2 separate regions of the Homo sapiens genome follow, and region 2 is linked to region 1. A link is an interaction called in ENCODE POLR2A ChIA-PET data of the cell type or tissue named here. Cell type or tissue: K562. All regions are shown on one strand. Each heading gives the region's core, and the rest is flanking DNA. Links, peaks and the distances in the headings are about the cores only.

Region 1 (6,069 bases), core at 1,280-5,279:
ATCCCAATACGCACTGTCCCCTTTTAGTAAGAAAAATATTGCTCTACATACTTGCCAGTGAAAGAAAAGAAGAAATAAACCTAATCATTTGTTTAAACCCTTGTCATAGCATTTTCTGTTATCTGCAGCTAAACACACTCCCAAATGATAAAATGAATGTCACTTGACTCCCCGCCATGTATGCTGACTGCCTTCTGCACAACTGTCCGATGGATAAACCTTCTTTGATTTACCAATATAGTATCTGGGCTTGGGCCTTCCAGTGAGCAAGACCTACTACTGATATTTAATTAATTCATTCAACCAGTCAGTAAGATTTCTCAGCACCCAATACCATGCCAGGCACAGACCCAGGTGCTGTGCAAACAGCAGGTTACAAAACCACAATCAACACAGGTTACAGAAACACAAAAAGTTTCTGTCCTTATGGAGCTTACAGAAGAAGCAATCCAAGCAAAATAATGTATTTAATAGGGTTGAGACAAGTACCAAAAAGAAATACACAGCAAGGAAGGGGGACAGGATCATTGCATAGAGGGAAGATGCAACTTTAATTAGTAGTGGTAGGGAAAGTGTCTCTGAGAAAGTAACAATTGAATAAATATCTGAAGGCATGGCTGGGCGCAGTGGCTCATGACTGTAATCCCAACACTTTGGGGGGCTGAGGCAGGTAGATCACTTGAGGCCAGGAGTTCAAGACCAGCCTGGCCAACGTGGTGAAACCCCATCTCTACTGAAAATATAAAAATCAGCCGGGCATGGTGGTACATACCTGTAATCCCAACTACTCGGGAGACTGAGGCACAAGAATCACTTGAACTCGGGAGGCGGAGATTGCAGTGAGCTGAGATTGGGGCCACTGCACTCCAGCCTGGGTGACAGAGCGAGACTGTTTAAAAAAAAACAAAGCTGGGCATGGTGGCTCACGTCTGTAATGCCAGTACTTTGGGAGGCCGAGGCGGGTGGATCATTTGAGGTCAGGAATTTGAGACCAGCCGGCCAACATGGTGAAACCCTGTCTCTACTAAAAATACAAAAAATCAACTGGGCTTGGTGGCAGGCGCCTGTAATCCCAGCTATTTGGGAGGCTGAGGCAGGAGAATTGCTTGAACCTGGGAGACGGAGGTTGCAGTGAGCCGAGATGTTGCAGTGAGCCAAGATTGCGCCACTGCACCCCAGCCTGGGCGAAAGAGCAAGACTCAGTCTCAAAAACAAAAACAACTAAAAACAAAACCTGAAGGCAGTGAAAGAGTGGGGCATGCAGGCCCATAAGGGAAGAGGCGTCCAGGAGGGAGCGGCAAGCGCACAGGCTGAGGCCCAGGCGTGCTGAGGTGTGGAGGGGCAGCCAGGAGGCCAGTGTGGCTGGAATAGCAGGAGGGTCGGGAGGTGGGGTCTGAGGGGAAATGGGGACCTGGTCCCTTCACCTCACTTGGGGAAGTATGAGCAGAGGAATGATGGGCTCTGACTGTATTCACAGGATCTCTCTGGTGGCTGCGTGAAGACGACTACAGGGACAAGAGAGGGGAGCAGAGGGCAAGAAGGCTTCTGCATAAGAGAGGTGAGGACCAGGGATGTGGGAGGTGCGGAGAAGGAAGTGGGCTGATACTGCACTGATTGTAAAGAGGGAGCCAACAAGATTTGCTGAAGGGGTGGGTGTGTCACGGGGTGCGAGACAAAGAGAACTCAAGGATGATCCCCAGGGTCCGGCCTGGGAAACTGGATGAATGGAGTGCTATTCATGGCAATGGGGAAGTCTAGGGCAGGCGGCAGGAACACCAGGAGCTCAGGTGAAGGCATGTTCAGACTAAGATGTGACCAGGACATCCAACACAGGCTGAGCATCCCAAATCCGGAAATCTGAAATGCAAAATGCTCCAAAATCTGAAACTTTGAGTGTCAACAGGATGCTCAAGGGAAATTTCACTGGACTACTGTGGATTTCAGATTTTTTTTTTTTGACATCGAGTCTCACTCTGTTGCCCAAGCTGCAGTGCAATGGTGCAATCTCGGCTCACTGCGACCTCCGCCTCCTGGGTTCAAGCAATTCTCCTGCCTCAGACTCCCAAGTAGGTGGGATTACAGGCATGCGCCACTATGCCCAGCTAATTTTTGTATTTTTAGTAGAGATGAGATTTCAGGATGTTGGCCAGGCTGGTCTTGAACTCCTGACCTCAAGTGCTCTGCCTGCCTCAGCCTCCCAAAGTGCTAGGATTACAGGCATGAGCCACTGTGCCCAGCCAGATTTCAGATTTTTGAATCAGGATGCTCAACCAGTAAGTATAATGCAAATATCCCAAAATCTGAAAAAATCCAAAATCAGAATACTTCCAGTCCTCATCATTTCGGATAAGGGATACTCAACCTGCAGGTGCCAAGCTGGCAGGCTGCACATATATCTCCTCCAAGCAGGGGAGTCCAGGCTGGCTGGAGATAGAAATGAAGGAGATGTTAACATGGAGACAGTGTTCAAAGCCATGAGGCCAATAAGAGGCCAAGAGACTGATGGTAGACAGAGGGGTCCAGTCCTGAGGCCTGGGCTTCTCCAGTGTCAGGACAGGGTCAGACAGGCTGCAAAGGCATCCTCCCTCCGCAGACACACACGTGTATGCACCTTATTCCCACCGCAGAAACAGGCTCAATGCTCTGGTTCTTACCTTGGAAGGATGACACATGTGGATTGACAAAGGTCTGGGACCCTACATGCTCCTCTACAGGCAAAGAATTTCCACAGTAGGGGCAGAATTTGAATGCCGCTTGGATACTTTTGCCACAGTCTGGACAGAAGGAGATCATGCTACAAAACAGAATGAACAAACACAAAGTGAAACGGGCCAGCTGAAGGTCAGTGGAAGTATTGTTGAACTGCTCTTAATCACAGGGTGAGTGGCAGGAGGCACAACCAGGGTCTTCAACTGTTTGTGATGTTCACTTCTTAAAACATGCAATGGGAATGGGAGTGACAGTCAATGTTCCCCAAATATCAATATGCTCCCCTATACTTCCCAGGTTCCCTTGCAGCAAGGTAGAGGCCACATGACTAATTCTGGCCAATGGGGTGTGAGTAGAGTCATCTCATGGCCGAGGCAGTTAGGAGTCAGAATACCTCCTCTGCCTCCCCCTCCACCTGCAGGGATGGCCCTGGAGGCCATGGCTCCCAACTGACATAGCAAGATGAAGGAGGGCTGCCTGGTCCACACTGGAACCTCATGATCAACAAATACACTTCTGCTGTATTGAGCCACCAAGATTTCAGGGTTTATTTGTCATGGCAGCACAGCCTATTCTATCCTGACTAATTTAGTAGAATGATGAGTGTTCACTAAATTACTCTCTATGCTTTGCATCTCTCTGAGCTAATTCCTGATACTTTTTAAAAGTCCAAATTACATACTGAGACTATGACAAATGAGGATATAGAAGAGTTTTAAGCCAGTTAAGTGAAGAAGGGAAATTAACAAGGATGAAGTACAACAGGCAGTTTGTATTGCCCTTCATTATGGCAGTGCTATTTGTAACGAGCATCTAACAAAGAGCAATACGCCGGGTGCGGTGGCTCAAGCCTGTAATCCCAGCGCTTTGGGAGGCCATCACAGGCAGATCACCTGAGGTTAGGAGTTTGAGACCAGTCTGTCCAACATGGTGAAACCCTGTCTATACTAAAAATACAAAAAAAAATTAGCTAGGTGTGGTGGCATGCACCTGTAATCCCAGCTACTCAGGAGGCTGAGGCAGGAAAGTTGCTTGAACCCGGGAGGTGGAGGTTGCAGTGAACCAAGATCATGCCATTGCACTCCAGCCTGGACAAGAAGAGTGAAAACTCTGTCTCAAACAAACAAAACAAACAGCAGCAACAAAAAAAGGCCATTTATTTGTTCTTATAGTCTCAGGCTTACTGTACATTAGCAATTAAAAGTGAAACTATTGGCCGGGCACGGTGGCTCGTGCCTGTAATCCCAGCACTTTGGAAGGTCGAGGTGGGCGGATCACCTGAGGTCAGGAGTCCAAGACCAACCTGACCAACATGGAGAAACCCCGTCTCTACTAAAAATATAAAATTAGCCAGGCGTGGTGGTGCACGCCTGTAATCCCAGCTACTCGGGAGGCTGAGGCAGGAGAATCACTTGAACCCGGGAGGCAGAGGTTGTGGTGAGCCGAGATCTCACCATCACACTCCAGCCTGGGTAACAAGAGTGAAACTCTGCCTCAAAAAAAAAAAAAAAAAAAAAAAAAAGTGAAACTATTGAAATAGAAGTTAATATAAACATGGGCTTGTGATTTAATTTCACCTTGAAAGAGAATATTCATTTTTAAATTTTTTTAGAGATAGGGTCTCACTCTGTCACCAGGGAGGAATGCAGTGGCATAATCATGGCTCACTGCAGCCTCAAACTCCTGGGCTCAAGCAATCTTCCCAGGTAGCTGGAACTATAGGTATGTGCCACCACAACTGACTAATTTTTTAAGTTTTTTTTTTAGAGACGGGGTCTCACTATGTTGCCCAGGCTGGTCTGGAACTCCTGGCCTCCAGCAATCCTCCGGCCTCAGCCTCCCAAACTGCTGGGATTGTAGGCATGAGCTACCACCCTGGCTGCAAGAGACCATTCTGATCAAACCCTTTTCCTTTATTCACTGTAAAGGCTGGCTTCTGTTGCAAATGCAAACAGTGGAGTCCTTAAAATCACAGGTTTGGCCCCAGGCTGCCAGATTTCAATCCCAGATCTGCTACATGCTGGGCAAGCTACTTAACCTCTCTGTGTCACAGTCTACCCCACTGTAAAATGGGGCTTCTCCCAGCTCCTATCTGATAGAATGGTCGATGAGGTCTAAATGAATACATTTATATGAGGTGCTGAGAACAGGGCCTGGCCCATAGAAAGCCTTTTATGTTAGTGCTTGCTGTGACCATATCATGCCTTGTACCCAAGTTACTATATTCCAGTCATTAATATTTCTATTCTTCCCTTTCTTCTTTGATAGGAAGTTCTGAGCTCCTCAGGCCTGTCTATTTCCTCTAGGTACTGACTTTTGAAATTATAGAGCTTGTCCTTAAAAACCACAGGCCATCCCCATCAGCTGGTGAAAGAAATCTCAGCCACATGAGGAGAGAAGGGGTCCTGGATTCCTTTTCCTCAGGCTGCAGAAGAGCAGAAACACTCTGTGGCATAAATCTGCCCTTCTGTTTTTTCAAACAAAGGAGTCATGTAAGACATCTGGACTGCAAAGGCTGTTGGTCAAGTATCTTTTACTCTCTAGAAAGCCAGTCATTCTAACTTAAGTTAGCCAGACTAACTTAGTGATTTGTTGTCCTGCTAATAATATGTAAAATAACATCTCTTTCTCAAAGGCACAAATACTGGTGAGCATTTTTGTGAAGCTAGAGGTCTCACTGCCTCTTCCCTCTCTGCCAGGCAAACCTGGGTGTTGACACTGGTGTCACAAGACCAAATTGCCTAGATGTACCCAATAAATATATACACCTACTATGTACCCAGGTAAATTAAAAATTAAAAAAAAGGCCGGGCGCGGTGGCTCATGCCTGTAATCCCAGCACTTTGGGAGGCCGAGGCGGGCGGATCACGAGGTCAGGAGATCGAGACCATCTTGGCTAACACGGTGAAACCCCATCTTTACTAAAAATACAAAAAATTAGCTGGGCGCGGTGGCAGGCGCCTGTAATCCCAGCTACTCGGGAGGCTTAGGCAGGAGAATGGCATGAACCCGGGAGGCGGAGCTTGCAGTGAGCCGAGATAGCACCACTGCAGTCCGGCCGGGGAGAAAGAGCGAGACTCCGTCTCTAAAAAAAAAAAAAAAAAAAAAAGAAAAAAAATTAAACAAAAATTTTTTCTTTTCTGAGACGGAGTCTCGCTCTGTCACCCAGGCTGGAGTGCAGTCGCGCGATCTCGGCTCACTGCAACCTCCACCTCTCGGGTTCAAGCGATTCTCCTGCCTCAGTCTCCCGAGTAGCTAGGATTACAGGCGTGGGCCACCATGCCTGGCTAATTAAAAATATATGTATTTTTAAACTGTATAGAGGCTGGTGCCTGGAAAGTTGTATTAGCGAGAAATAAT
Region 2 (6,069 bases), core at 1,035-5,034, 76 kb before region 1:
ACCCACCGCGCCGGGCGCGAAATGATTTCTTACTGTGAGTCATGGTCAGAAAAGTTTGAAAGCCACTGGTAGGCTCCCCCCAGCTTGACATACTGATTTTCAGACAATAGCCGGTTTGCAGACCCCACGCTTCCAAAACCAATCATTTCTGGCCTCTGGGCGGAGTTTGTCTTAGCAGGAGTCTGCCGCCAGGTGGCGCGCGTACCCCGCCGGGAGTGGGTTTTGCTCCATCCCAGACTCAGACCGTCCAAGCCGGTGATTTCCTTCTGGTCGGTTTACGGGGACTAGAAGCCCTGACTTCGAATACAGTTCACAAAGCAGACCCCTGCAGGGGGTTTTAGGCGGCTAAGAAGGGAATTGGCTCTCCTAAGACTCTCTTTCTCCAGAGAGCTCATTAAATGCCTCCCGCGCCAGAAGGGGTCCCCGCCCCCGGAGCTCGCATCCCAGTGGGGAGGACACACACAAACCCCATTCGCGATCCCGTCAGTGCAGGGAGGCTCCGGCCTGGGGCCGAAGAGCCGAGTCTCTCTGGTGCCTGACAGCACGGGATAGAGCCCCGCCCGGCCACCTGCTGGCTGTGTGACCTTGGGAATAGTGCTTGGCCTCGCTGTGCCTTGGTTCCCTCCACTATAAAATGGCAGTGATAACAGCAGCCACTTCATAGGGTTCCGGGCATTGCGTAAGTTAATACATGCAAAGCGCTCAGAAGGGATGGTGCATGTTTGTCGAACCCGTTGTTAAAAATTCCCATTTTAGGCTGGGCGCAGTCACTCACACCTGTAATCCCAGCACTTCGGGAGGCCGAGGCGGGCGGATCACCTAAGGTCAGGAGTTCGAGACCAGCCTGGCCAACATGGTGAAACCCCGTCTCTACTAAAAATACAAAAATTAGCCAGGCGTGGTGGCATGCGCCTGTAATCCCAGCTATTCAGGAGGCTGAGGCAGGAGAATCGCTTGAACCCGGGAGGCGGAGGTTGCAGTGAGATGAGATCACACCACTGCACTCCAGCCTGGGTGACAGAGTGAGACCCTGTCTCAAAAAAAATTTCTTATTTTACAGAAGAGAAAACCAAGGACAAGAACAGGGTAGTGAATCACCAAGCCCACATTTTTTTTTTTTTTTTCTGCAGGAAGATCTCCAAGTTGAGTCCAGTGGTCTGACTCCCAGCCCAGATGGCCTTCCCTCGGCCTTGTGCTTGCTTGCTTGGGGTGGAAGTGGAGCCAGCTCCCTTGGGATAGCTGCTCAAGCCCCGAGTGAAATCCTCCCGCAGAGGACATTGGCCCCCTGTTGGCATCAGTGCTGGGACTCGAATGAAACTCTGTTTCTGCCTGGGTCAGGAGAATAGCTAGATTAAATAAATAAGTCACTGTAATGTCACAGGGTGAACCCCCAAATTGGGATTCAGCCTGGGAGGCCACATGAGTTGTTGGCTTCGTGCAGAAAAGAATTCAAGAGTGAGCCAGCAGAGTAAAGTGAAAGCAAGTGAAGGAGGCCGGGCGCGGTGGCTCACGCCTGTAATCCCAGCACTTTGGGAGGCCAAGGTGGGAGGATCACTTGAGTCCAGGATTTCGAGACCATCTTGGGCAACATGGCGAAACCCTGTCTCTACAAACAATACAAAAATTAGCTGGGTGTGGTGGTGTATGCCTGTAATCCCAGCTACTTGGGAGGCTGAAGTAGGAGAATCACTTGAACCCAGGGGGCAGAGGTTGCAGTGAACCAAGATTGTGCCATTGCATGCTAGCCTGGGTGACAGAGCAAGACTCTGTCTTAACAAAAATAAAAAATAAAAAAAAAATTAAGGCTGGGCGCAGTGGCTCACGCCTGTAATCCCAGCACTTTGGGAGGCTGAGGTGGGCGGATCACGAGGTCAGGAGATTGAGACCATCCTTGCTAACATGGTGAAACTGTGTCTCTACTAAAATTAAAAAAAAAAAAAAGTTAGCTGGGTGTGGGGGCAGGCGCCTGTACTCCTAGCTACTCGAGAGGCGGAGGCAGGAGAATGGTGTGAACCTGGGAGGCGGAGCTTGCAGTGGGCCGAGATTGCACCACTGCACTCCAGCCTGGGCCAGAGTGAGACTCTGTCTCAAAAAAAAAAAAAAAAAAATATAGGCTAAAATAAACAAAGGACTGCCACCACGGCCACGGCCACTACCGACACCTCACCAGGGGCCAAAGCATGTATTTCCCAGAGCCTGAGAGCTGCATGCCTGGGGCTGCTGCCATTGACAGCAGTCCTGCCCCTGCACCAGCAGCAGTGCCATGCACATTTGTACATGCCCTGAGGACAGGATCTCCTTGCCGACAACTGCCACTACCACTAACACCCAAGCATGCCACATAGCAGCCAAGGGATTGCCTCAGCCTGTTCACCACCTGCACCCACGTGCACCACCACAGGGCCTGAGGACGGGCCCACCCAGTCAGGCACTGCTCCCCACAATGCCCAAGCATGCTGCCTAGGGCCCTGGCATTGCCCTGCCCATCTGCCACCACTGGTATCTATATACTCCTCCTGGGGGTCTGAGGATGGGTCTACCCAGCCTGCTGCCACCATCACCACTGGCACACACTGACATGCATCACCCACCTAGCCCATCTCAGCCACTGGTAACACCAGTGTTTGCTGCCTGGGAAGTTAAGGATTGTCCCACCATTGCCACTGCCACCATCATGCCATGCATGCAGCCCAGGGACCCAAGGACCCACTCATCATCCTTGCTGACTGCTGCCCCTGCTGGCACCAAAGTGAGCCACGTGGAGGTTCATGAATTGGCCCATCTGGACCTGTTAACACCAGTACTTGTGTATACCCCCAAAGGCCAAAGGATAGGTATGCTCAGCCTGCCTCTGTCACCACTGGAGGCCAAGGATTGACCCACCTGGCATCCCATCCCCAGCAAAGTCTCAATACAGCCTCCAGTGACAACCACATCCTAAGCCACTGAGGAAGTCAGACACTACTAATGCTGTTTGTAGCTGAAAAAATCATAGAGACTACATGACTGCACGCTAGAATCAAAGCTGAAGAGCATTACCCAGTGAACACCACAGATACGATGTCTTCATGAAAAAGTCTTCCGTTATGAAAGCCAATCCAAAAAATGGGAAGAAGTGACTGTTACACCAGACGCGCAAAAATCAATGTAGGGACATAAGAGACTTGAAAAAGCAAGAAAATATGAAACCTCCAAAGGAGTGTGATAATGCTCACACAACAAATTCCAATGAAAAGAAATTTATAAAGTGCCAGTGTGGGCGGCAAGCCACCCAGGTGCCGAGGCAAGAGACCGAGGGCACGAGCTGTTCCAGTATAGTAAAATATATAAAACAACAAGAGTTATACTAGATCTAGATCACAGACATGATTACATATGAATATCATTAATCATTAGTTTGTAGCAATTACTCCTTATTCCAATATTATAATAATCCTCGCTCTACAATCATAACCTAGGAAAAACCAGGCCATACAGAGATAGGAGCTGAGGGGACATAGTGTGAAGTGACCAGAAGACAAGAGTGCGAGCCTTCTGTTATGCCCGGACAGGGCCATTAGAGGCCTCCTTGGTCTAGCGGTAACGCCAGCGTCTGGGAACACGCCTGTTGCTAAGCGGACAGTGGTCTAGTGGTAGCCTCAGTGTCAAGGAAAACCACCCGCTACTTAGCGGACCAGGAAAGGGAGTCTCTCTTTCCCCGGGGGAGTTTAGAGAAGACTCTACTCCTCCACCTCTTGTGGAGGGCCTGACATCAGTCAGGCTCGCCTGCAGTTATCCGGAGGCCTAACCATCTCCCTGTGATGCTGTGCTTCAGCTCCTAGTCCACCTTCATGTTCCATCCTGTACACCTGGCTCTGCCTTCTAGATAGCAATAGCAAAATTAGTGAAAGTACTAAAAGTCTGATATGCAGAAATAATGGCATAAGCTGTCTCTCTCTCTTTCTCCTCTCTCTCTCTGCCTTGGCTGCCAGGCAGGGAAGGGCCCCCTGTCCAGTGGACACGTGACCCATGTGACCTTACCTATCACTGGAGATGACTCACACTCTTTACCCTGCCCCTTTTGCTTTGTATCCAATAAATAACAGCACAGCCAGACATTCGGGGCCACTACGGGTCTCCACGTCTTGGTGGTAGTGGTCCCCCGGGCCCAGCTGTCTTTTTTTTAATCTTTGTCTTGTGTCTTTATTTCTACAATCTCTTGTCTCCGCACACGGGGAGAAAAACCCACTGACCCTGTGGGGCTAGTCCCTACAGCCAGAAAAAGGATTCAAAATATTGCTATTAAAGAATTTCAGTGAGGTCTGGGCATGGTGGCTCATGCCTGTAATCCCAGCACTTTGGGAGGCCGAGGCGGGTGGATCATCTAAAGTCAGGAGTTCAACACCAGCCTGGTTAACATAGCGAAACCCTGTCTCTACTAAAAATACAAAACTTAGCCGGGCATAGTGGTGGGCGCCAGTAATCCCAGCTACTTAGGAAGCTGAGGCAGGGGAATCACTTGAACCCAGGAGGCGGAGGTTGCAGTAAGCCGAGATTGTGCCACTGCTCTCCAGCCTGAGTAACAGAGTGAGACTCTGTCTCAAAAAACAAACAAACAGCCTGGGCGTGGCGACTCATGCCTGTAATCCCAGCACTTTGGGAGGCCGAGGTGGGCGGATCACGAGGTCAGGAGGTCGAGACCATCCTGGCTAAAAATACAAAAAAATTAGCTGGGCGTGCTGGCGGGCACCTGTAGTCCCAGCTACTCAGGAGGCTGAGGCAGGAGAATGGCATGAACCCGGGAGGCGGAGCTTGCAGTGAGCCAAGATCGTGCCACTGCACTCCAGCCTGGGTGATGGAGCAAGACTGTCTCAAAAAACAAAACAAAACAAAAAAAAACCCAAAACCGAAAAACTTTCAAGTCTCTAGGCATAGAAGGAACATATCTCAACACAATAAAGGCCATCTATGACAAACTCACAACGAACGTTATACTGAATGGGGAAAAGCTGAAAACCTTTTCTCAAAGAACTAGAATAAGACAAGGAAGTCTACCTCTACCACTCCTATTAAACATAGTACCAGAAGCCCTAGCCAGAACAATCAGACAAGATAATGAAACAAAAGGTATCCAAATTGGAAAACAGGAAGTCAAATAGTCCTTATTTGCAGATTGCATGATCTTATACTTAGAAAAACTTCATCAGAAAACTTTTAGGTCTGATAAACCAATTGTGGCAGGATACAAAATCAACATACAAAAATCAGTAGCAAACCTATACACCAATAATGAACTGGCTGAAAAAGAAATCAAGAAAGCAATCCCATTTACAATAGCTACAAAAAAAAAAAAAAGAAAAAGAAGAAGAAACTTAGGAATAAATTTAACTAAGGAAATGAAAGACTTTGACAAGAAAAACTACAAAACACTGATGAAAGAAGCTGAAGATGCAAACGAATGGAAAGGCATCTTGTACTCATGGATTGGAAGAATATTGTTAAGATAACATTACTACCCAGAGCAACCTATGGATTGAATGCAATCCCTAGCAAGAAACCAATGACAATTTAGGAAAAGCAATCCTAAAATTCGTATGGAACCAAAAAAGCTTGAATAACCAGAGCAATCCTGGGCAAAAAGAACAAAGCTGGAGGCACCACACTACTTGACTTCAGAATGTATTATAAAGCTATAATAACCACAACAGCATGGTGTTGCTATAAAAACAGACACATAGACCAGGGGAACAGAACAGAGAACCCAGAAATAAACCCACATATTTACAGCCAACTGATTTTCAACGAAGGTGCCAAGAACTTACATTGGGAAAAAGACATCCTCTTCAATAGATGGTGCTGAGAAAACTGGGTATCCATATGCAGAAGAATGAAATTAGACCCCCATCTCTCACCATATACAAAAACCGACTCAAAATGGAATAGAAACTTAAGCGTGAGACCTGAAAGTATAAAACTACTAAAATGAAACATAGGAAAAATTATCCAAGACATTGGTCTAGGCAAAGATTTTATGGTTAAGACTTCAAAAGAACAGGCAACAAAAACAAAAATAGACAGATGGGACTACAT

Evidence for each region. Peaks named below come from ENCODE experiments on the same cell type or tissue, not always from the same donor. Only the 100,000 strongest peaks of a DNase experiment are listed, where the experiment ranks them.
Region 2: POLR2A ChIA-PET joins it to region 1 with 6 read pairs; 8 of 35 experiments call an interaction of 5 or more read pairs at or near these places.

What each region holds. Positions count from the first base shown.
Region 1 is chr19:50,013,370-50,019,438 of GRCh38, forward strand. It overlaps VRK3 (VRK serine/threonine kinase 3), which reads right to left. Exons shown (of 15, transcript NM_016440.4): 3 at 2,655-2,794. The coding sequence starts at 2,793. Among named protein-coding and RNA genes, the nearest start is that of VRK3, 9.0 kb to the right of the region's middle. In K562, for the core only: no CTCF peak of the experiment used is centred there; a DNase peak (open chromatin) is centred at 3,064.
Region 2 is chr19:49,937,639-49,943,707 of GRCh38, forward strand. No RefSeq gene overlaps it. Among named protein-coding and RNA genes, the nearest start is that of MIR4751, 7.6 kb to the left of the region's middle. In K562, for the core only: no CTCF peak of the experiment used is centred there; no DNase peak of the experiment used is centred there.